3 separate regions of the Mus musculus genome follow, and regions 1 and 2 are each linked to region 3. A link is a loop called in an ENCODE intact Hi-C map of the cell type or tissue named here. Cell type or tissue: left cerebral cortex. All regions are shown on one strand. Links, peaks and the distances in the headings refer to the core of each region. The heading gives the core; the rest is flanking DNA. Region 1 has its middle 45 kb from the start of Gm36594. Region 2 has its middle 90 kb from the start of Dlgap1. Region 3 has its middle 88 kb from the start of A730049N16Rik.

The links. Peaks named below come from ENCODE experiments on the same cell type or tissue, not always from the same donor. Only the 100,000 strongest peaks of a DNase experiment are listed, where the experiment ranks them.
Region 1: it touches region 3 in a loop (3-fold over the local background); 5 of 42 quality-filtered maps call a loop at or near these places.
Region 2: a loop joins it to region 3, with 3.0 times the contacts of the local background. A loop is called at or near these places in 5 of 42 quality-filtered maps.

The regions. Positions count from the first base shown.
Region 1 is chr17:69,965,557-69,972,767 of GRCm38, reverse strand. It overlaps a transcript of Dlgap1 not described here. Among named protein-coding and RNA genes, the nearest start is that of Gm36594, 45 kb to the right of the region's middle. In left cerebral cortex, for the core only: a CTCF peak has its summit at 3,611; DNase peaks (open chromatin) are centred at 2,337, 2,704, 3,114, 3,542 and 2 more places; H3K4me3 peaks cover 3,176 bases; H3K27ac peaks cover 2,254 bases.
Region 2 is chr17:70,331,122-70,338,332 of GRCm38, reverse strand. It overlaps a transcript of Dlgap1 not described here. Among named protein-coding and RNA genes, the nearest start is that of Dlgap1, 90 kb to the left of the region's middle. In left cerebral cortex, for the core only: no CTCF peak of the experiment used is centred there; DNase peaks (open chromatin) are centred at 3,931, 4,705 and 5,519; H3K27ac peaks cover 297 bases.
Region 3 is chr17:69,559,888-69,567,098 of GRCm38, reverse strand. No RefSeq gene overlaps it. Among named protein-coding and RNA genes, the nearest start is that of A730049N16Rik, 88 kb to the right of the region's middle. In left cerebral cortex, for the core only: CTCF peaks have their summits at 2,437 (motif pointing right) and 3,771 (motif pointing left); a DNase peak (open chromatin) is centred at 3,748.

The sequences.
Region 1 (7,211 bases), core at 803-5,802, 410 kb before region 3:
TACAGCCCTTGCAATAGCTGTGTGTGCTCTTAACCTAATAGGTTTAAATTAATCATAGACCAACATACAATAGGAATACATTATAATTATGGGAAGTCACTACGGAGATTTTTAAGATCCCCAATAACCTGGTTTTGATGGTGTAGTTGTGAACTCTCTTATTTCTTTACTCTCTTTCATTGACTGGTTGGGTTCCCTTAAAACTCAGGACGTGTACGATTTATAAAGAAAATGAAATCTTCATGGAATCTTCCAGTTGGAAGCCTCTTGATTGAAAGCTAATTCTCTGCCTTCTGAGACAGCTTAACACAATTGAGGAGAGCAGTCATTAAAGCAACACAATGTGAGTTTGAGTTTATAATAGAAACAAAGAGCAGCACTTTGCTTTTCTTTCTCAATTACAAAGTATCGAGGAAATGAGACATACACCTAGACAAAGGAAAACAGCAACCCGGAGTACACAGGAGTTTCTTATTTAAGAAAAAAAAATGTGGCGCATAACTTTATCAAGCAGTGGTCACACCACTACTGTATTGTCCCTGAGTTATTTATCAGACAATCCTGTCTGTGCCGTGTTAATTTTATTTAAAATATCAGTCTTGATGGCTTTCGGGAACAAAGGTATGCACTTAACAGATCCAAACCTCACTGTTTCTGTCCCTAAATCTGGATGCAGTGAGAAACACAAATCACCAGAATTTAGAAGGCAAAGCAAGTGGGTTTGTGGGATTTCCCTGCATAATATTGTGAGGTCCTCCTTCCACTTGCTTAGAATGACTGCTGGTGTGATTCATAATGTTTTTAGTTGATGCTTCTAGAATAAGATGAATCTTGGAGGGAGAAATGAGAGGAGCTCTGCCATCAAAGTCCCCACAGGGAGTGCTCATGCCCTTGTCCTTCCCTCCAAGCACAAAAGCTTGAATATAATTGGAAAAGTTTTGTCGGTAAAGTACTCAGTAAAGTACTTAGTAAAGATCTTTCAAAACGTTTGTTCATTTTGCCAAGATTTATGTTGCCCGTGTTTTATGTTTTTGAAAGTTCATACAAATATACAATATATTTTGGTCATGTCCCTCTCCCACTCCCTCCCCACGTTGCCTATACTTTACTTAACAGCAAATCTTAGAATCACAGAGAGAGAGATGCAAAGGTGATCTTTAAAGCTTAGCCTGCATTTGCAAGCCTTTTTCTCCTGCAAGGTTACTTATTTTCCCTTAGGCAAGCCACTTAGCTTCAAAGATTTTCACAGAATCTCGGGCCTAGAACTTGGAATTAGTACTTAAGGTAGTGGCTTGTGCAAACTTTAAACTAAACCAGCAAATCCAAAAAATAATGAAGAAGCAAGCTATGGACACCAGATTTCTATTCAACCTCATTTCCTTCCAACGTTTGAATTCTCTGGGCCCAAACACAGCTTTAAAATTTTAAGAACTTAAATTCTGAGCATGTTTTGAATGTATTGGAATTCCTTTTTTAACAGCGTTACACGAAGACCACTTTCCTCTGGTATTGTAGAAACTAGAACGGTTTCATCATTCCTTGCCTGCCTGTCATTTCCATCTACGTTGGGATAGACACTATTGTTATCTACACAAAAAACGATCAGAGGCAATAGCAAGTTGCTTCCTGAGACTGAAGTCGTGATATAAATAACTGTCCAAAAGCTGTTCTTTACAGCACCTCCTTTCTGATCTAAAACAAACAGAAACAAAACAAAAATGGACTGGGCATGGGTGCCAGATGTTTGGTTTTGGACTTAAATTCCGTTCCCTACTTCTAAGCTTTAAGTATTCGTTATTTCCATTTGAATGGCCCATCATCTTCTTCTAGGAAGTCATTCATGAAGACCACAAATGCTAGAGAGCTGTCTCTTAATTGTGACTTTTATTATCCATCTTGTAATTCTGTTGGAACTTCATTTGATAGGCCAGGAGGCATGATTGGCAGCCTCTGGGGGCTCAGAACCAGTTTCTCTATGAACAGTCTTAAGGGGGAGGGGGGTTCATTAGAGACATAACCTCTCACCCGACAGCGATTTGGTCCTCCTAAGTATGCCACCCCTCCTGTTCCACATGCTCTCCCCTTCTTAGAAAATTCCGCAGCGCTCCAGGCCAGGCAAGGGGTGAGCAGGCATCCTGGGCCAGCGCGACGCCCTCCGGGCACAGGCGCTCAGTGCCTCTGGGGCGGGCACACGGGCCCCCTTCCCACGGCCTCATGAACAACGTGAAGACCAGAACCGCTCGCTCTCTGCGGGTCCTGAATGCAGGGTCTTCATAGCCCTTAAGGTCCTCCTCACAGCTGCAGCCACCCCTCCATGAAAGTGCAATTTGTTATCTGGCTCAACCCGGAGCAGGGAGAGGTTCCCATTGGTCCCGGCTCCAGCGCCAGTCACTTATCTGGTCCTCGGAATACAGACTCTCATCGCCCGCCACGCCACGCGATTCGCGGGCAGTTGGCCTCAGAGACTCTCCGGAGACCCCACCCCCCACGACCCTTTCTCTCTTCTGTGTTTCTCTGTGCCACTGTCTTTGTGTCTTTTTTTTTCCCTTCTTACACACACAGGGAAGGGGTCGCTCTTCACAACCAATGCCAAAAGTGTCACACAAAAAGAGTGCAACAACTTGCTTTGCAAAGGACTGGGGAGCCCCTGGCGAAGTCCCCTGCAGTGAGCAGCTGCCATTGCCTACAAGGTGCTGAACCGGGTATGAATTTGGCTGAAGCTGATGGAGACATAGGACCCGCGTTCTTGTCCCTTCCCCCGCCCCCTCCAGGGACCCTGTCTCAGTTAAAAATCTGTCCCTTCTCGAACACCCTAGGGAGCTGCGAAGATCCTTTGCCCGGGGAAGGGTATGCTGGTCCCAGGAATCCCAGGGTCACCACGGGGACCAGACGTGCTCCCGGGGCAGAAGTCATGAAATTGAGAGAGCCGGCCAATGGCCAGCAGAGGCGGCCCGCAGTCCCTAGGATGCGAGGGCTGCCGCGACCTCGCAGCAGGAGGTGAGCAGCAGCCACCCAGCGCGCCACCGCTGCCACCGCTGCCTCCGCCGCCGCCGCCGCGCACGCCCCAGCCCCGCCGCGCAGCCTGGCATTGCCTTACCGCTGCCCGCAGTCTGTCCGTCGCTGCTCCGTCCGTCTGTCAGTCCGTCCCACGAGCCTCGGAGCGAGGACCAGAGCAGTGAACCCGCAGTACGGGACGTTTCTCAGCGAGGTGAAGGGAAGGAGCCCAAGCAGGCGCTGAGGTGGCGGCAGCCGCTCGCGCCGCCGGTCCTGCCGCTCCCCGCCGGCGGAAGGTGGCTGCGAGGCCGCGTCCTCGGGCTTGCGGCGCCCGAAGCGCAGCGCTCGCCTCTGGAGCGGAGGCTGAGCGCCGGGACGCGGCGGGCAGGGGCGGCGAGGCTGGGCTGGTCACCCGCCCCTGGGTGCATGTTAATACGGCGGGGAGGAGGAGTCCCGCGCTTCCTCCGCCCAACCACGGGAGCCGGCGGGCGGGCGGCGGCCACGGCCAGAAGCCAGGCGCTCCCACCCGCTCCGGCTGCTACGAAGTGGCCGCTGGCCTTGGTCCTGGCCAAGGCACGGGCGTCCCGGGCCGCGGGGAGGCGCTGGCGGCTCCCGGAGGGTGCGCTCGCGCCCGCTCAGCCTCCGTCCGCAAGTATGTCCGCGCCTTCCCGGGAGCGGACGCCAGCATCTCAGCCCGGAGCCAGGGGCCGCCACCCGCTAGTGGGCGTGACCTATGCGTACCCTTGCGCTGTATCTTGGGGGGAAGTAAACTTCCGCTCCTGACTGCCCAGCGTTCTTTCCTTACTCTGCAATTCTAAGTAGAGAAAGCAGACCTTGGCACAGGGTCCATCCGCAGACCCTGTCTGAGGGCAAATGGTTGTTGGAAAGCTCTCCTTCTCTCCATCCTCGGAGCCCACAGTAGAAGTAGCCCTTGAAGTCACCACTTAGGAAGGAGACACATGGACTCATGCATCATAGAAGGCTTAAAACCTGACACCAACACTCAAAACCGTTCTTCTTTGGCTACTCAGCTTTCCTCATCTTTACAGCTCTTGGACAGGTTATATGGATTAGATTAACCAATGTATTTTTCATTCATTCACTATTTTAATGAAAGAAAAGAAAAATGAATTCTGTTCCTTCTGTTCTCTGGCTTTAGTAATATTCACGTTTGTGAATATTGAACACTATACAACTAAGCTCGGAAGGAAGGAAGGAAGGAAGGAAGGAAGGAAGGAAGGAAGGAAGGAAGGAAGGAAAGGAGGGAGAGAGGGAGAAAGGAAGGACCCACCAACATCACGGAAGGACCAGGGTAATAGGCAGGTTAGCTGAGAATTTAAAAAATAAATAAAACAAAGGCCAACATGTCACTCAATTACGAACTCGCACAGTGCGGTGCTCTTCTCAATACTACACTAGGCATTAAGTATGACATTCAGGATCAACATTAGCATGCTAAACTGGTTAATTGTGGCTAATCGCTATCTTCCTGTTCATTTCCACTCCCAAAAAGAAATGGCATGTTCAGAGAGAAAACCCTTTGTTCTTCAGCTCCCAGGGACGACATTATGATGAAAAGTATATAATCTTCTTTATGTAATTGTACCCAGAAAGTTATAAGACTTAGCATCTGTTTTGTGTGCTATCTAATTATAAATATTAATAGAATATTCTTTTAAAGAAAACACTTCTAAAAATGCACGGAAGTGAAAAGCAGTTTCCATAAAAATATGACTCAGATAAATAATCTCCACAGTTTCGCTAAGTGATTTTCCACTAAAGAGAGAGAGAGAAATTAAGCTACTAAACAGAGGTAAACTCTTGGCGTTCTAACAAATATCCCCAACCAATTCAAGGATGACAATGTAGGGATGCTGCCCTTCCTATCTGGCTTCCAGAAAAGGCTTCTGAAAAGTCTTCATAAATAGAAAAGGGCAACTACAGGGGTTTTACAGGCTTAGAAATATGTTGAATCCAAAGATATTTTAAAAGTAATGCCATCTATTACAGAAAATATTCATAATTATTAAGCCTTAACATAAATTAAATAACTTTAGTGAGAACAAAATAACTTACAACTTACCAGAAACCAAAATTCTTTTGTGTCTTCATTGTGAATAGGTTTTTTTTTCATACAATAAATTCTCTATACCTCAATGGTAGAGTATTTGATTTCAGAAAACAAAATTTGAATGTCTGAATAATAATCTCTATACAGTATTACTTTTGTGAAGATCTTCCGAGTGTAGTGTGATAGAAATCAAAAACGATTAAGATAAGTGAAAACTGTTCTTCAGAAAGATAGGCAAATCTTCCAGAATTAGAGAATTGTAGTTCAAACCCAGTGTCAGTAGCAGGCAGGAATTGACACAGTGCTCACAGGGAGGAATCAAGAGAGCTAGAGAGAGTTTAGATTGTTATCACAGACTCACGAAGAGAGAACGTCAATGGTTTGTTCTATTCTCCCACCAATGGACCATGACTTATCATTGGCTCAAGTGTCTGAACATCCAGGCTTCAAAGAGGCATTGACTGCTTGGCTGTACCAGGAGGAAGAAGAATACATTTGAGTCTTCTGTGTCCATGTACATGGCTATACCAGTCTTTCAGACGACATGGGATTAGACATAGAAAATTCATCAAAATAAGATCAGAGAGTTCATAGAAGAAGAATTTGATATTGGATTAAAAAAAAGGATAGACATCTAGTCCATTGACTGGCTATTGAGTTTGCATTATAATTGCTATATGTGTGCTTAAGAGGTCACCTATTCCTGCAGTCACTTTGAAACAAATAATATTTTATAAGGAGAGCTGGTAGCATTTGTCTTTGTTGTTATCCATGTGCTTGCTTTTGTTTGACTTTTAAAATGTTACTTAGTATCTACCATGTGAATAATTATTTATATAAGTAGAATATAAGCCATGCACAAGCGAGAGCTAGTCAGCTGTGATCCTTTCTGTCATAGTGTGTTAACTGAATAATGCATGAAAAGATGTCCCCGGTCAATGTTGCCTTCTGTGGGAAAAGAAACTTTGTAGATAAGATTGAGTTAAAAATCTTGAGACAGAAAGATTATCTGCCTTTATTTTTTGAGTCTTTATACGGACAATGGTCTCTATCAGATGAGGGTTAGGGAATGGAAAAGCAGGAAGCAGAGGTGGGATTCTGCAGTCTGTGAACCCTGTATTTAGAGGAGAACAGTCATAAGGAATGTATGTTTCTGAAGCTTACAAACCAATAGAGGAACAGCTTTCCTCAGCAGCCTCTAAGATAGAGTGGTATCTTAGGATCTCAATTTTAGCCCACTTCACCTGATATCAGACTTCTGACCCGCAGAGCTGTAAGATTACTTGACATGTCTTCTAGCCACCAAGTTTGTAGTGATCATCAATAGTAGCCAGAGACATGTCATATAAACACTTCACCCAGCTGCACACTCCAGTTCCTGAAGATGCACTCTGGTGAGTAGGCTGCATGAGAATGCTCTCTAACCATGTAAGTCCCCCCAAAATATTTATCCTCTTCTGGAGGATAAACATTCTTTATCCTCTTTATCTATTCTTTATCTTCTTTCTTGGTGTTGGCTAAGTCAGCAAACATGATGGCAAGAGCAGGACATTTGAGACCACAGGCAGACAGATTTCCTGCTGGGTAATCTCTCATTTTCTATCTAAAGAAAAATGGTGGCATTCTGCCTTGACCATGGCATGGTGAAGCAGGTAAAAAAAAAATACAAGTAAACAACCACACAGTGAAAGAAAAACCGAAGGACTATCTGAAAAGTAACCATGAAAGACGTGAGTGTCTATTTTAACTGGGAACTCTTGTATATCTCCTTCCAGTCTTTACATCTCCACTAGGCTTAATATTTGTGAATCCCAAAACCTGCTAGGAAAATCCACCTGAATTTTTCCAGATACCTCGGGATTAATATATCATCTACTTTCCCCTTCTTTTAAACTGATTTCTCTTCCTGGCAATGGGTTCAGCACAGAGGTAAACCACTTGCTCAGCATTTTTAAGGTCTTTTGTTCGAGGCAGTAGTGAAAATTAAAAAGACTTATTGTATTCACCCATGACGATATCATCCACCAGGTCACCAGGACTTACAACAGAGAACTACACAGTACAATAGACTTCACACTCACAAGTCAGCCTCCATCCACAACCACGGTTGGCCTCTTCCTCTGTTTAAACAGCTCTTGAATCCATC
Region 2 (7,211 bases), core at 1,513-6,512, 770 kb before region 3:
CTCCACTTCTTGTCAGGGAGTGCTAGCCCAGATTTCCCCTTTCACTTCTAGGTTGGATTTCCATCCCCCCAGCCCTCTGAGAAGGCACTGTCCTAGGCATGTTTGCAGACTTTCAGGCAGATATGAGTCTGTTTGTTCATTAACTTTACAGAAGTTGCCTCTGGCTAGGAGTAGCTAATGCTTTAGATTTTGGTGATAAGCCTCTGATACCAGGGCACACCCTGCCCTGTGCTAACTGACACATGTGTGGTTTAGACAGGCTTTTCGGCTGGCTTGTGCTGTGTCCTAATTCGCCTCTGTGACTACAGCCTAGCACAGCAAACAGCATCCAGACTGAGAGGGTTATAGGGCCCTAGGAGGTTCTTGTGGCTCTCTCTTTGCATTGTTCTCTCCCTTGAGTTGCTTGACCTGCTGTTTTGCTTTTTGCTGCTTGCATCAAAAGTCCTCGAGTGCCTCCTTAATTGCTCCCACCATGATGTTTACCGCTTTAGACAACATCCTTAGGCACGGAGTTCTCCATGCTCTACATAAAGTGAGTTCCCTCTGGCAGAGCTGCAAGTTCATCCTTGAGGTCCGTCATCTCTGTTCCTGGGCACCCTCCGCTGTACATTTTTCAGTGCTGCAGGACGTAGGGGCTTGCTTTTCCCCGTAGTAGTCTCTGGTGGTATGTGTGAGTGTGTGTGTGAGCATGTTTTCTTTATGGTTTTTTGGTGTCCTTTCTGGAGGCAAAACCTCTATGTCAATAATATGGGAGAGGGTGACCCAGACCTTACATACTTGGGGTGCTATCTATTCCTAGGGTGAACTTATGTCTTATAAATGGGCATGAGGTAAAGAGAAGAAGAACACGGTGTCTGTTTTCTTTTTTTCCCCCACCTGGAATGAAATGCGGCTGAAAGAAATGAGACACAGTGGCAGCCCTTCATTCCCAGGGTAAACCATGGCCCCAGTCAGGAAGATGGGAAAGAGGAGACGAGCTCTACCCTCCTAATGCTCCTGTGAGGGCAAACCACCTCAGTGGTCCCTAAGGAGTGCTTCTATGTAATGTGTTTAGAGCTGACCTCTCGGGATCGAGCGACCTGTCGGTGGGCTCATCCCTGGTGAGAGAGCCCATGCGAACAGCTCTCTCTCTCATATTTGAGTATCTCTTTTGACTCCTCCCTTTTGCATTTCAGGTTTACACCAATAAATGTTATTGAAAACTACTCCCCCACTCCTTTCACCCTTGTGGCAATGTGGGAAGTGTGAGATAGGTAGCTTAAGGCAGCAGTCTAAGTAGGAAGGTGGTGCAAAAGGGACTTAGAGTTCTAGTGACCAGAGAGGGCAGGTCTCAGGCTCCCTCTCTCCTTACACCCCAAGTTCAGGAATTCTTGGGTAAGAGGATCAAGTTGACGGTTAATCTGAATATAGGAAAAGGAAGCCATATGTTCAGTGGGTGGGGGAGGGAGGTCCTTCTGCAGCCTCTTACTCTGTACACGGAAGCACAGAGGAGGGGCAGGAAGACGAGAGGAAGGCCTAGGAAGCATGCTTGCTAGAATACACTCAGAATGGAGGCCAGAGATGACATCCTGGCGTCGACATCTAACACGTGACCCTCATGGTGGTTCGCTTCCTCATCGAGATGTGATTCTAAGTGTCCACTTGGGCAGAACAGTGAGACATGCTGGCCTGCTCTTTAATCTCCACAGAGGTAGCCAGAGCTGCTGACTGAACAGGCCAAGGCCCAAAAGAGCTAGGGAAGCTTGACTACAACTTGGTCAGCAAGTACTCTGTACAGACAAAAACTGAGGCCCACCAGCCCCTTCTCTTATACTTTCCCTCTGATCTCAACTTCCTGCAGGGATTTGAGGGCATAACAGAATACTGTTCACAAAGGAGACCTTCCCTTGATGATGACACCCCTGTAGAAATCTTACAAGGATGCAGAGTTATTGGGGGCAAGGGGGAATGTCTGAATAATTCTCCTGTCTCTAAAAGCGGGAATGTATGTCTTACCTACTCAACATCACTCTAAATATTAAATTTTGATGTGCCAAGGGAAAGAAAAGCACAGTAGACGGGCTGAGAACACGGCATCATGGCGGGTCGGTGTGTCCGACTCATAGGCTCAGAAGAGCTCCTGATAGGCACAGTGTGGATCTTAGCGGACACCGTATTCAGCTCAATTTTCAAACAGTGATGTTGGATTTACAAAAAAACCTTCTCCATAAAATATTTCATCATCTCATTAATTATCATTAGAGGTATTAAAGGCAATTCATTCAATCCTTTGTATTTCTCTACCAAGAAGGAGGGTTGATACACTTGGCATTTCTTCCCAGGGGTCAGAGATTAGGAGAATCACATTATTTCCTGTCTGTAAGCAAAAAGAAAAAGAAAAAAATTGCTATGAGTCTGTTCCAGGATCCTGGTCATTGTCAAAACCAGTAGAAACTTTAATGGATTTTCTTGGAGACCATCCATCAGTGGCCAGAACTGAAGGGCAACACAAACGTTAGGTCCAGGTTGGTGAAATGATGTCGTACCTTACATACAGAAGCCAGTGAGTAAAAAATGGCAGAGTGGAATGGACCTTGAGGGTTTGTATACAGCAACAAGGAACAAGATAAGGGATTAGTCACCACACATAGAGGATGCAGAGACACAAGTCTGAGATTCACTCATTCACTGAAAACAATTGAATGTTTGCATATAGTGCTAGGCATTTTGTTAGTCATGGGAGTCCTACAGACTATGGAAGTGGGTGACAGGTATGACAGATATTCATGTAGGAAATCTTAATTCATATGAGTACATGTCTGACATCTGTGACGGGCCTTCTGAAGGTCCAGAGAGAAGGCATGCATCCTACCTCAGAGGTAAGAGGAGAAACCACAGTAGACCCAGTAGAGAATGGATGCCTGAGCTGAGTCTGATCAGATGCAGAGAAATCCAACAAAGGAGAGGCACATTCTAGTATTAGGGAAGGAAGAATAGTTTCAGCTTACGTAATTATGGATTGCTGAGATCCAACCAATATTACCTTATGTATCCCGGCCCAGTATTTACCTGTACAGACAGAGCTGGGATAGTGGAGTCTCTACTGGCTGGTTTTGTGTGTCAACTTGACACAAGTTGAAATTATCACAGAGAAAGGAGCCTCCCTTGAGAAAATGCCTCCATGAGATTCAGCTGTAAGGTATTTTCTCAATTAGTGATCAAGGGAGGAGGGTCCATTGTGGTTGGTGCCATCCCTGGGCTGGTGGTCCTGGGTTCTATAAGAAACCAGACTGAGCAAGCCAGGGGAAGCAAGCCAGTAAGTAATAACCCCCCATGGCCTCTGAATCAGCTTCTGCCTCAAAGTTCCTACACTGTGTGAGTTCCTGTCCTAACATTTTTGGTGATGAACAGCAGTGTGGAAATGTAAGCTGAATAAACCCTTTCCTCCACAACTGGCTTCTTGGTCATGATGGTTTGTGCAGGAATAGAAACCCTGACTAGGACAGAGTCCCAAGAAGTAGCTTTACAAGTACATGTTTGGCCAGGAAAATTGCACTAATCCCAGTAAAGGACAATGATGGACAATGATGAACCAATCGATTCAGGAGAGAAATAGTTTAGAACATGAGACATGAATTCTAAACACAGGGATGTTGGAAGAAGTCGAGCAGAGATGCCAAACCATGGCTAGATGCTGACTGCTTCATGTCTTGGCTAATAATGGACTTCTCTGTCTTAGTCTAACCAGGAAACCATTCCAAAGTAGAGAGTGGTGTTCTGGCCACGAGGTGGATGCTTACAAACCTCTATAGGGCCATTGAGACTGAGGCCACATGACTGGGACCACAGAGAACAGGGGACAGGCATCAGCAATGCAGGAAATGAGGACACAAGCTGGAGCTGGCATGAGTTGATGAGGGAGGCAGTTTTCTGACCTAGTTCTGGCTATCAGTGTTGTTTCCTGTGTGGCAGGGATCAATCCCAGCACAGCTGGTCCAGGCTCCTAGCTGGAAGCTTGCTCTCTGAAGCACCTGGCTGGCAGAGCCTCTGTCGAGCAGGGACACAGCTGGAGTCTTGTAAAGTGAAACCTCTCCTGGGTCAGGTTAGGAAAGCATATTGCAAAATAAATAAAAGTCCCTGCAAAGATGGAGACAGTGAGTTTCTCTACGGTTATTAAACATTCTGTCCCTGGGATGGTTTGGTAGTGCCCCTAAGTATAGCACCAAGGATATGAGCCTCACACAAACTCATTTACTCACAGTTATACCGGGATGACGGCCATGCTCACAGCTCCCAGGAAAATGCAAAGCTCTTTTATGATCCATCTCAGAGTTAACCTGTTAGATACCGTGCACAAATGGACCATTATAAATATGCCCTGCACAGTCACAGCATCTCTTTATCTATTTGCTTCAATTATACAAATGTCCAAATGGAGAGGTATGTGTACATGCATGTGGGTGAATGCAGGTGTGTGTGTGTGTGCATCTCTCTCTCTCTCTCTCTCTCTCTCTCTCTCTCTCTCTCTCTCTCTCTCTCCCTCTGTTATAAATGGATACCTGGATGTATTTCTCTATACTCCTGACTATTTCTATGATCCTAATGTAAGAATTCGAGTCTTGAGCATCTTTGTAGGGAGTTAGAGCTGCTTGAAAATCCTAAAATGACTCATCCTCTGACTTAGCACCAATCTGGTGTGTCACTCCCGACAGCAACTCTAAAGTGGTTATGTGTGGTGCCGTACGTTAAAAAAAGAATAATTCAAATCAGAGAAGCTCAGATATATAGCTATCAAAGAAATGTTTCAAGGGCAACTTTGGAAAAGTATAAACCCTTCCGAGGGAGCTGTTCCAGATGAACTGCACCTTCCTCCCTCAGGGGAAATGGGAACATCCTTCAAGAAGAGTCGACACAGCACTACTCAAGTCTCCAGCCAACAGGTTTCCATGGCTTCCACACTTAGAGCAGCAGCCTGTCCGTTCTACCTAAGGAACACTAATTGGCATGACAATATTTTTGGATTCCTGGTGATCTGGTCCAGAGTACTATAATATCCATAGGAATTTCCAAGGAAATTGCAGAACAAGAAGAAGCCACTAAAGTGGCACTGACTTGCAAGGTGGCAACTCAGACAAGCAGCAGGGACAGTGTATCCTCAAGCTAATCCAAAGCCATGCACATGGCCACATATTGTCCACAACAAGGACGTTCTTGTGTACCACAGAAAATAGAATGGAAATCTGTAATACCTTTGCAAAAACAAAACAAAAAACAAAAAAACAAAATAGTAACTCTTCCACAAGGAAAAAGGTTATTATGTCATATTTTCCCCTCAGTATAACAGGAAATTTCCTATTGCTATAACGAGCATTTGGAATGACTATCAAAGACCAGGAAGTAAAGGCTGGGACCAAGACCAAGGTACTATGTGGGGCTGATGGGGAATGCTGTCAGTGGGGGTGTAGCCTTGACTGCACGGGAGATAGGAATTTCAGACATTCCGGGTTTTCTCTACTTATCCAGTCATGAGATAGACAGGTTTGCTTGGCACACATCCCTGACCACAATGTGTCTGACTGTACAGGCAAATAAGCAAGGGAGCCAATCAAACCAAAGCAGACAGGACCTCTCGGGTTATCCAGTATAGTAAAAGCAGGGCCTCTTATTTATCAGGGATGTTTAGAAGGAACCACACCCTTTCCCCTTTCCTCATAAAGCCTACTGTTCTTTAGAGGACACAAACCACAAACTGGTCAGGTGCGTGTGACAACCTCAGGTTCCCAAAGATAAACTGACCAGTGATCCTGTTTTACATAAGAAAGAAACTCAAAGACCCATGAAAAGAAGACTTTACAAGTTTTCCCTCCCTCCCTCCCTCCACCCTTCTCTTCCCTCTTCCTCCTTTCCTTCCTTCCTTTCTTTTTTTGTCTATGTTCCTAGCATTTGAGAGGTGGTGGCAGGAGGATTGTGAATTTGAAGCCAGTATGAACTACATGGCAAAAACATGTCAAACAAACAAACAAACAAACAACACCCTTATGTGCACATGATTAATGGAAAAATTACCAGACTTGGACTACCTCAGCAATTCAACAAAAGGACCTATTCAGTCCTCCTATGCAGGCAAATAAATGCTCCCCCCCCCCTTTTTTTTTGAATCGTTTACTTATTTCAACTGACTTTTTTTTTTTTTTTTAAATCTTAGAGGCTTACCGTCTCTTTTCTTTTGATTTTTTATTTCTTATCATGGAGGCAAAAAAATCCCTTGTGTGTGACAGCAAATCCTCCAATACTGCGAGTGAAAATAGATGCCATTCTCTCAATCAGCCAGGGCCTTGTCCCAGGGTCAGTAGTTGACTACTAGAACTGCTAGTAGTGATTAGTCAAACTTTATGCAAAAATGTGGCAGGGCAGGCATAAGGGTAACAGGGACAAGAGAGTCTGAGAAAAACCAAGGTAAAGGAAGATTTTGACCTCAGAAAAAGAATAGTGGACAAGTACCTTGGGAAGCACTTATTTAATTAGTACCATCTGTAGAATAAAAATGTCAGCCAATGGCAAGGACTATAAGGGATCATCGACCAGTGAGCCAGAGAGAATGATTTCTCAGAGTTAAACATGCTATAAAAAAGACACAACCGAACCTAGTTGGGAGGACCACATATTTGCTTCAAAACAGGAAACTAGACATTATAATACTATTTACTGTTAATGTCTCTTCTGATGTAATAGTGACTTCTGAAAATGAGAGCTAAAAGACAGAATAAAGAACTTAAAGCTAAAATCCCAACCACATGTTGGTGTTGTTTTTCTTGGCTTATTCAATTAACTTAAACCATCTAGTCACTGTGAAAAGAAACATATAGAAAACGCATTTTCTAAGACTTAAACCATATAAAAATCCACTCATCTGTCAAGAGAAATCACAGAATACAATCATCTACAATAAGGCTGAGGTTTTTCAAAAGAATTGTGGATTTGAGATAAGCTGTGTTTTTAATAGAATTTTCCTCCCTTTGTTAGCTACACAATATTTTCCCTCAAGAACGCCACCGAGATCATGGAGAGCACCCTGTGTCCCTGTAGGTAATGATCTGCCTGCTACAACTGCTGCTTTCACAAGCATATACAACTACAGACTTACCCTCTATCAACCATTTCCTGCTTTCTACATGCTCTGGAAGGGTCTCCTGCTACTCAAATGAGTGGAGGAAAAACAGCTGGAGAGGGAC
Region 3 (7,211 bases), core at 1,285-6,284:
GCTTCAAATCTTTCCCCAGAGTAAGAGGGAAATCGCCTCAGGAAATGTGTCATGATACCACACATTTATTCTTTGTAATTTTTTTCTCTGTTCTTATTCCACTAGTAATCCCTTGAACATTTCTCTTCCAAGTCATTGTCACATCGGACCCTCAATTAAGTCCCCGTCTCCAAACTATTTTTCAAAGCTTTACAGCCATGTCCCTGGCTGAGATAACCTTCCTTCAAAGCAACTTTGTATACAGCCTCAATTTATTAGGGCTACAAAACTATCACACACAAACATCAGTTCCCTTATTCTAGAAGAGTATGTAGTGACCACATCAGTCTTCGTCTACCAACTATGTTAGGTCTCAAACTCAGGAGAAATGACTGAGGTGCCTACTTAACAGTCATAGTAGAATCTGGCCACCCACTGTCCTCAGTGCACCCTCCCAAGAACCTGCTACAGCAGTGTCATCATGGCTGACATTCCCCACCCCCTTACCCTCAACCTCTCCAGCCCCTGAGCTTCCTCTCCCTTCCTCCAGCTTCTTCATTTCTCTATAACCTCAGCCATTTTGCCTGTGTCTCTTGCTGCTCTCCCTCTCTTTGCCCTCTTAGCTCCTGGTTCCTAGAAACCGATAATCCCCCCTCCCATTCTCCTCCCCCCTCTCTCCTCATGGCCCAGCTCAATCTGGACCCTTTCAGATGCCTCTGGCTGCCCTCTTCCTCATACCTACAGTAAATGTCCTCAGCCATTTCTGGGAACAGCAGTATCCCTATTTTTTTCATACACTATCAACACTGTTCGGTTAGTCTTCAAATATGCCCAGGGGAACTAGAAAGCCCCTCTTCACTTTGTGTGTTCAGTGTTATCCATCATTCCCCACCCTCCACACAGCTCTGCTCTGCCCATCACAGGGATTCTTTATGCCCTGTGTTGATTGTGAACTGGGTTGCATCTTTTTTTCTTCCCACGTTTCTCCTTCAAGCCAGGAAGTCAGAATCCACTCAACTGGCATCTCTCCTAGCAACAGGAAGGGCATGGTGAGAGAACCAGGAAAGTATTGCAAATACATCCCAGTTTCACCTCTGGAGGTCCCTGGCACTCTCCTCTCCTGGTCTTGCTCCAGACCAGTGTCTGCTGTCCTGCCACCTCTGCCTTCCCTTTTATACCTTCTGGTCCCTTAAAATTCCTTTCTGCCCCCTTGCCATTTCTCCTAGAAACATGACTCTGCCTCCTTTCTCCAGATTTTTGGGGGGTTAGATGTGTTATCACTTTCCTGGGCTCAGTGGGGCTTCCTCTGGGAGCTTCACTGCCCACATCTGATGCTTTTGAGCACTTATGGGAAAAGCTATTGTTGAATTCCAGCTTCTGGAAGCCAGTCTCCCAGCTCCTTTACCACAATCCTTCCTTCATCCCCTCTCCCCTTCTCCTCTGAGCAGATGGAGCCCCTCCTAGGTATCCCCCACCCCTGGCACTTCAAGTCTCTGCAAGGCTAGGTGCTTCCTCTTCCACTGAGGCAGTCCAGCTAGTAGAACATAGCCCACATACAGGCAATAGCTTTTGGGATAACCCCCGACTTCAGGACCCATATGAAAGTAGCACATGTGCTACATATGAGTGAAGAGGCAAAGGTCCAGCCCCTGTATGTGCTTTGGTTAGCGGTTCAGACATTGAGAGCCTGAAAGGCCCAGTCAGTTGACTTTGTTGGTCTTCTTACTGGTACCACTACACTCCACAGACCCAGAGAAGCTAAACAAGAGGGAAGACTGAGGGAGGAACCTTGAATCTCATTTTGAAGGCAGAATAAAATAGTCATAAGAGGCAGATGGAGGGAGGGAACTGGGAGGGAGGGCAGATGGGGAATTCGGGATCAGGTGTGGGGAAGGTCAGGAGTGACAGCTCAATGGCCATGAAAAATGAGTGGATATCTGCAACTGATGGAAGGGGGAGGTCAGCTCTAAGATGAGACAGAGACCTGGGGTAGAAGAGGTACCCCAGAATAAATGGGGATAACCTTAGCTGTGACTCACCACACTGGGGATATGCAACCTGAAGAGGCCACCTCCTGTAGCCAGGCAGGAACCCTAGTGGAGTGATAGAGACACCAACCTACCCACAAAACTTTCAACCCCAAAACCATCCTGTCTACAAGAAATGCAGGCATGGGGGATGGAGCAGAGACTGTGGGAATGGCCAAGCAATAACCGACCCATCCCATGCGCAAGCACCAATCCCTGACACTATTAATGATGCTCTGTTTTGCTTGCAGACAGGAGTCTAGCATGGTTGTCCTCTGAGAGGCTCCACCTAGCACCTGACTCAGACAGATGCAGACACCCACAGCCAAACAGTGGATGGGGCTTGGGGACTCTTATGGAACAACAAGAGGAAGGATTGTAGGCCCCAAAGGGGATAGGAATTTTTTTAAAAAATTATTTTTTTTACTTCTATGAGTACACTGTAGCTGTCTTCAGACACACCAGAAGAGGGCATCAGATCCCATTACAGATGGTTGTGAGCCACCATGTGGTTACTGGGAATTGAACTCAGGACCTCTGGAAGAGCAGTCAGTGCTTGAACCATTGAACCATCTCTTCAGCCCAAAAGGATTATTTTTTTTATTGTTTCATTTATTTACATTGCAAATGTTACACCCCGTCCAAGAGTTTTTCATACTATCCCCCTCCCCTTTGCCTCTGAGAGGGTGCTCACCCACCCCACCCCCTCACCCACCCACCCTTAGTTAACCACCCTCCATCCCCCTTCCCTGGGTCAGCAAGTCTTTACTGGATTAGACTCCCACTGAGCCCAGACAAGGCAGTCCTCTCTACATTATGTGCCAAGGGCCATGTTCCAACCCATGTATATTCTTTGGTTGGTGCCTTAGGGTCTGGAAGCTCTTAGGGGGTCCAGGTTAGTTGTTCTTCCTATGGGGTTGCCATCCCCTTCAGTTCCTTCAATCCTTCCACTAACTCTTCCATTAGAGGTCCTCAACTTCAGTCCAATGGTTGGCTATAAAGTATCTGCATCTGTCTCCGTCAGCTGCTGGTTGAGTTTCTCAAAAGCCATGCTTGGCTCCTGTCTGCAAGCAAAACATGGCATCAGGAATAGTTTCAGGGTTTTGGTACCTGTGCATGGCATGGACAGGTCACTGATTGGTCTTTCTGTCAATCTCTGCTCCATTTTTGTGCCTGGATTTCTTTTAGTTGGGGACAATTCTGGGCCAAAAAGTTTGAAGGTAGGTTGGTGACCCCTTACCTCCACTGGGGGCTCTGTCTATCTACTGGAGATGGTCCCTTTAGGTTCCATTTTGGCTAAGGTCATGCCCCATTGAGTCCTCGTTTGCCAATCTTAAGTGTGCCCTTACACTTAAGGCTAAACAAACCCTCCAAGGTTTTACAACTTGGCTGGAGTGGGTCCTGGCCTCACCGCATTTGCAGTTCCCTACCAGAGCTTTGAGGAGTTGACCGCCTGCTCAGCTTGCTTTGCTACTCAATCCAGCTGAAACAAAGGATGGGTCTGTGGGTTTTGCCTACATGAACGCAGAGCTGAAATTTAAAGTTTGAGCCTTGATCAGAAATCTTTGTCTTGGCTTCATCCTTCTCTTGCCAGCCCGTCCTTTTTCATTTCCAGCCCCCCTTTCAAGTAGACCCAGTTCATCCATGGTTGCTGGACAGCTACACTTAGGGCTGGCCAGTTCCCTGAGCATATAAGGGAGACCTTGAAATGCAGCAACTGTTCCCATGGATCTTCCCAGATCACGTCTGCCATCTAGTGGATACATGTACTACCTACACCGAGGCTGAGCACAAATGTCCATCTAATAGCCAAAAGAATGTGTTCCCTTCCTTTAAAGGCGATGGGTCCTGTAAATGAGAACCTACACACATGGAGCAGCTGAAGTGGGGGATTATAAGCTGGATTTTTCCCCTCTCCTGTGAGTCAGTATCAGTAGTTTGTGCTTGCCTGCTTGTTTCTACTGTCCCATTAGATAAACAGACCAAATTGTAGATATTATCTAACTTGGCAGACTTCGAACTATTTTCAGTTTGGGGCATTCATAAGGTTGTTGAGAATATTATGTATAAACCTTTTGTGGACAAGTGTTTCCATTTCTCATCACTAAACAGACAGAAGTAAAACCCTTGAGAGGGGAGGGGGATTGAAACTTGCCTTGATCACATTTCCTAGCAAGGTCATTGTGACCTTGACAACCAAGGCCAATAAGCAGAATCTCTGTGTGTCTGAAGCGAGAAGGGGTGCATCTAATTGACACCATGATGCTTTGGAGAGCAATTGATCATGTGATGTTGTGGATTCTCACTTGGGAACTCAACAAAGATGCTTGCTTGCTGTTAGCTTCAGTTGGTGGTGTTGGGGTTTCTGACCAGCCTAGCTGGAAAAGTGTCTGGCGAGGCACTATACCACCCCTGGGTGCTTCTAAAGCCTTAGAGAAAGTTGTCACTGTGGACCTGTGAACTAAGGATGTGTTGTTTAGCAGACTTACATAGAGCTAAGGAGTTTAGCTTTCTTCTTGTAATAGAAAATAAAAGCACGTGTTCCAGCTCACTATCTACCCGTTGGGCGCGGCTCAGAGTATCCTGTTCTAAAACTGTCTTCTTATACATTGGCTGGCCATTGTGTTCTAGCTAGGCTCTGTAGAGGACTCTGCAAACAAGGGTCACTTAGTCTGCACTTGAACCTTTTGTTTAGTGATTCTTCTTTTTCTCAGACACTAGAACTAATGACTTACATGGTCCTTGAAGTGTCCATTGCTTGCAATTCCTCCTACCTCCTACACAAAGTCTGGTAAGAAAGACTTATTCTTGGGAGATAATAGGAAACTTCTCTCAAAGGATTCGAAACACCCAAATTTGAACTCACTGTGTGGAATATCAACCGAGAGTTTATATTGTGCAACAGATAAGAGTTTAACAAGAAGCCACTGTATAAATGGGAGCAGAGGACTACAGGTTGAAGAGAAATATTCTCAGTGGATGCACTTCTGCAAGTATAATATAAATTCAGTATAGATGGGTCAGACTATCAGAGACAGAGTTCAAATCTGAGATCTTCTCTGCCCTGAAATCTCTTCCTATTTCATTCCTCTTTGTCTGCCTCCTGCTTCTCTCTTCCTGCCCCAGAAAAGTGGGATGGGGTCAGAACCTACTGACCTAGAGCCTGTGCAAGAGTGGGATGGGATCAGGACCTACTGACCGAGAGCCTGTGTAAGAATGGGATGGGATCAGGACCTACTGACCGAGAGCCTGTATGGTGCATCCCTCTCTTGAGTTCTTTCCCTTCCCTCTCTCTTACTGGATACAGTCAGATGGCTCTGGGGGTCTAGAGGTCCCCTGCTGGGGGTGAGAGACTAAAGCAATGCTGGCTTCCATTTCAAGCCAAACCTTAAGAACCAACACTGTGAACAGCTTCCAGGAACTGGTAAGTGATGCAGAAGATGGGTCCCCAAGAACGCAAGATCTGAAACCCTCACGGTGGCTAAACGGGCAAGCAAAACCATGCCCCCAGTTCCAGAGGCCTGGTCAGCTGCTCTGTGTACCTGGGCTGGGAGTTGGGCACTGAGGACAAGGCCCTAACACCACTTACTCGTATCAGGTGCTGCTCCTCACCAACAGAGGACTAAAAGCTGTGACTTGTGTGGAGCACATGGGTCTCAGAGATGTTTATTTGATCTGCAGTGCAAACCTTGGGCCAGCCTTTTCTCTGGATGTCTTCTCTCAATACAAGGCCCTCCTAGGTCCTTGACAGATATCTATTGGTTTGGGACAAAATCTTTGACAGTAAAAACACACATTTTCTGAGCCATGTCTCTTTCCTCATCCATCAGCAACCTATGGACCAGGTTCCGAGCTCTGAGGTACCAGCCCCTCAATATCCTTTCCCTGATAGCACTGCCTGATCTACAGATGCCATGCAGGTGACAGGTCAGAGCTCAAATACTGGATTCCCTTGCAAACCTGAATTTTGCAGCATCCAAAAGAGCAAAATGGCTTCTCTTCTTCAATTACTAGAAGCAACCACAAGTTTTAATTTTTTAAGGTTTTTTTTTTTTTTTTGAGACAGGGTTTCACTTTGGTATCACTTTGTAGACGAGGCTGGCCTCGAACTCAGAAAACTGCCTGCCTCTACCTCCCAAGAGCTGGGATTAAAGGCATGCGCCACCACCAACCAAGTTTTCATTTTTTAAGACTTAAGTAAGCCTTATCCAACGCAGTTTGTGACTTGACACATAGGAGGGTTTGTGTCAGATATGATTATATGTTTGGCCATCTTTTAAACCAACAGGAAGAAAAGGAAAAGCCATCCCATGTCAGGCTTAGATGGTTAGATGAGATTTTCTGTGTGCAATTTCTCTGAGCTATATTAGCACAAGCTCACAAGATGCCAAAGAGGCTTAAAGGGCTGTTAAGCCGTGTCCAGGTGAGCAAGCTCATCAGGTCCCCATTAGCAGAGTTAGCATAGTGCTTCAGGGTCCAGACAAAGCCATCCATAGGGGTTTCAGCAAATAACTGAATCACAGGCATCTTAGCAACCAGAACTGAGACTGCAAAAAGCTCAGTAGAAGAGTTCTCAGCCTAAATAGGACATACATACAATACTTTCCTCCCAGGGCTCGGGGATCTTCAGGGAAGAGGAGGCAGGAAGGTTTTGAAGAGCCAGAGGTGGTGGGTGACTTCAACAAAACAGCATTTTTCAGGTAAAACAAGGCAGGTACCGATGTAAACCTCACAGTGAATATGACAGTTGTGCAAGACCTGGGCAAGCTCAAGGCAGACAAAACCCAAGCATGGGTTGACAGCAAACCCCAACACTAGCTAAGGAGCTATTCGTATTTCATAGATGCTGGGGGAGGGCAAGGATGCTTTCTTTAATGGAGCCCTGGTATATCAACCCAGTCCTGTACGGCCCTCACGACCAAGAGTCGTTGGGCAGCATGAGCTAGACACAATGAGCTATTTAGAAAGAAAAACAAGGAGAATTAAGGTTAGATGAAAGGTAAAGCTGGAGGTGGGGGGGGGGGGCAGATTGGGAGCCGTAAATATGGTCAAAATAGATTGCATAAAATCCTCAAAGAATGAATGAATATATGATTTTGAAATTTTCACAGGGCCCAGATTTAGAACATAAAAGAAAGATGGTGGAGTACCAGAAATGAATCATGGGCAATTTAGTGTCTTCCCAGGGGAAAGTGGGGACTGGGA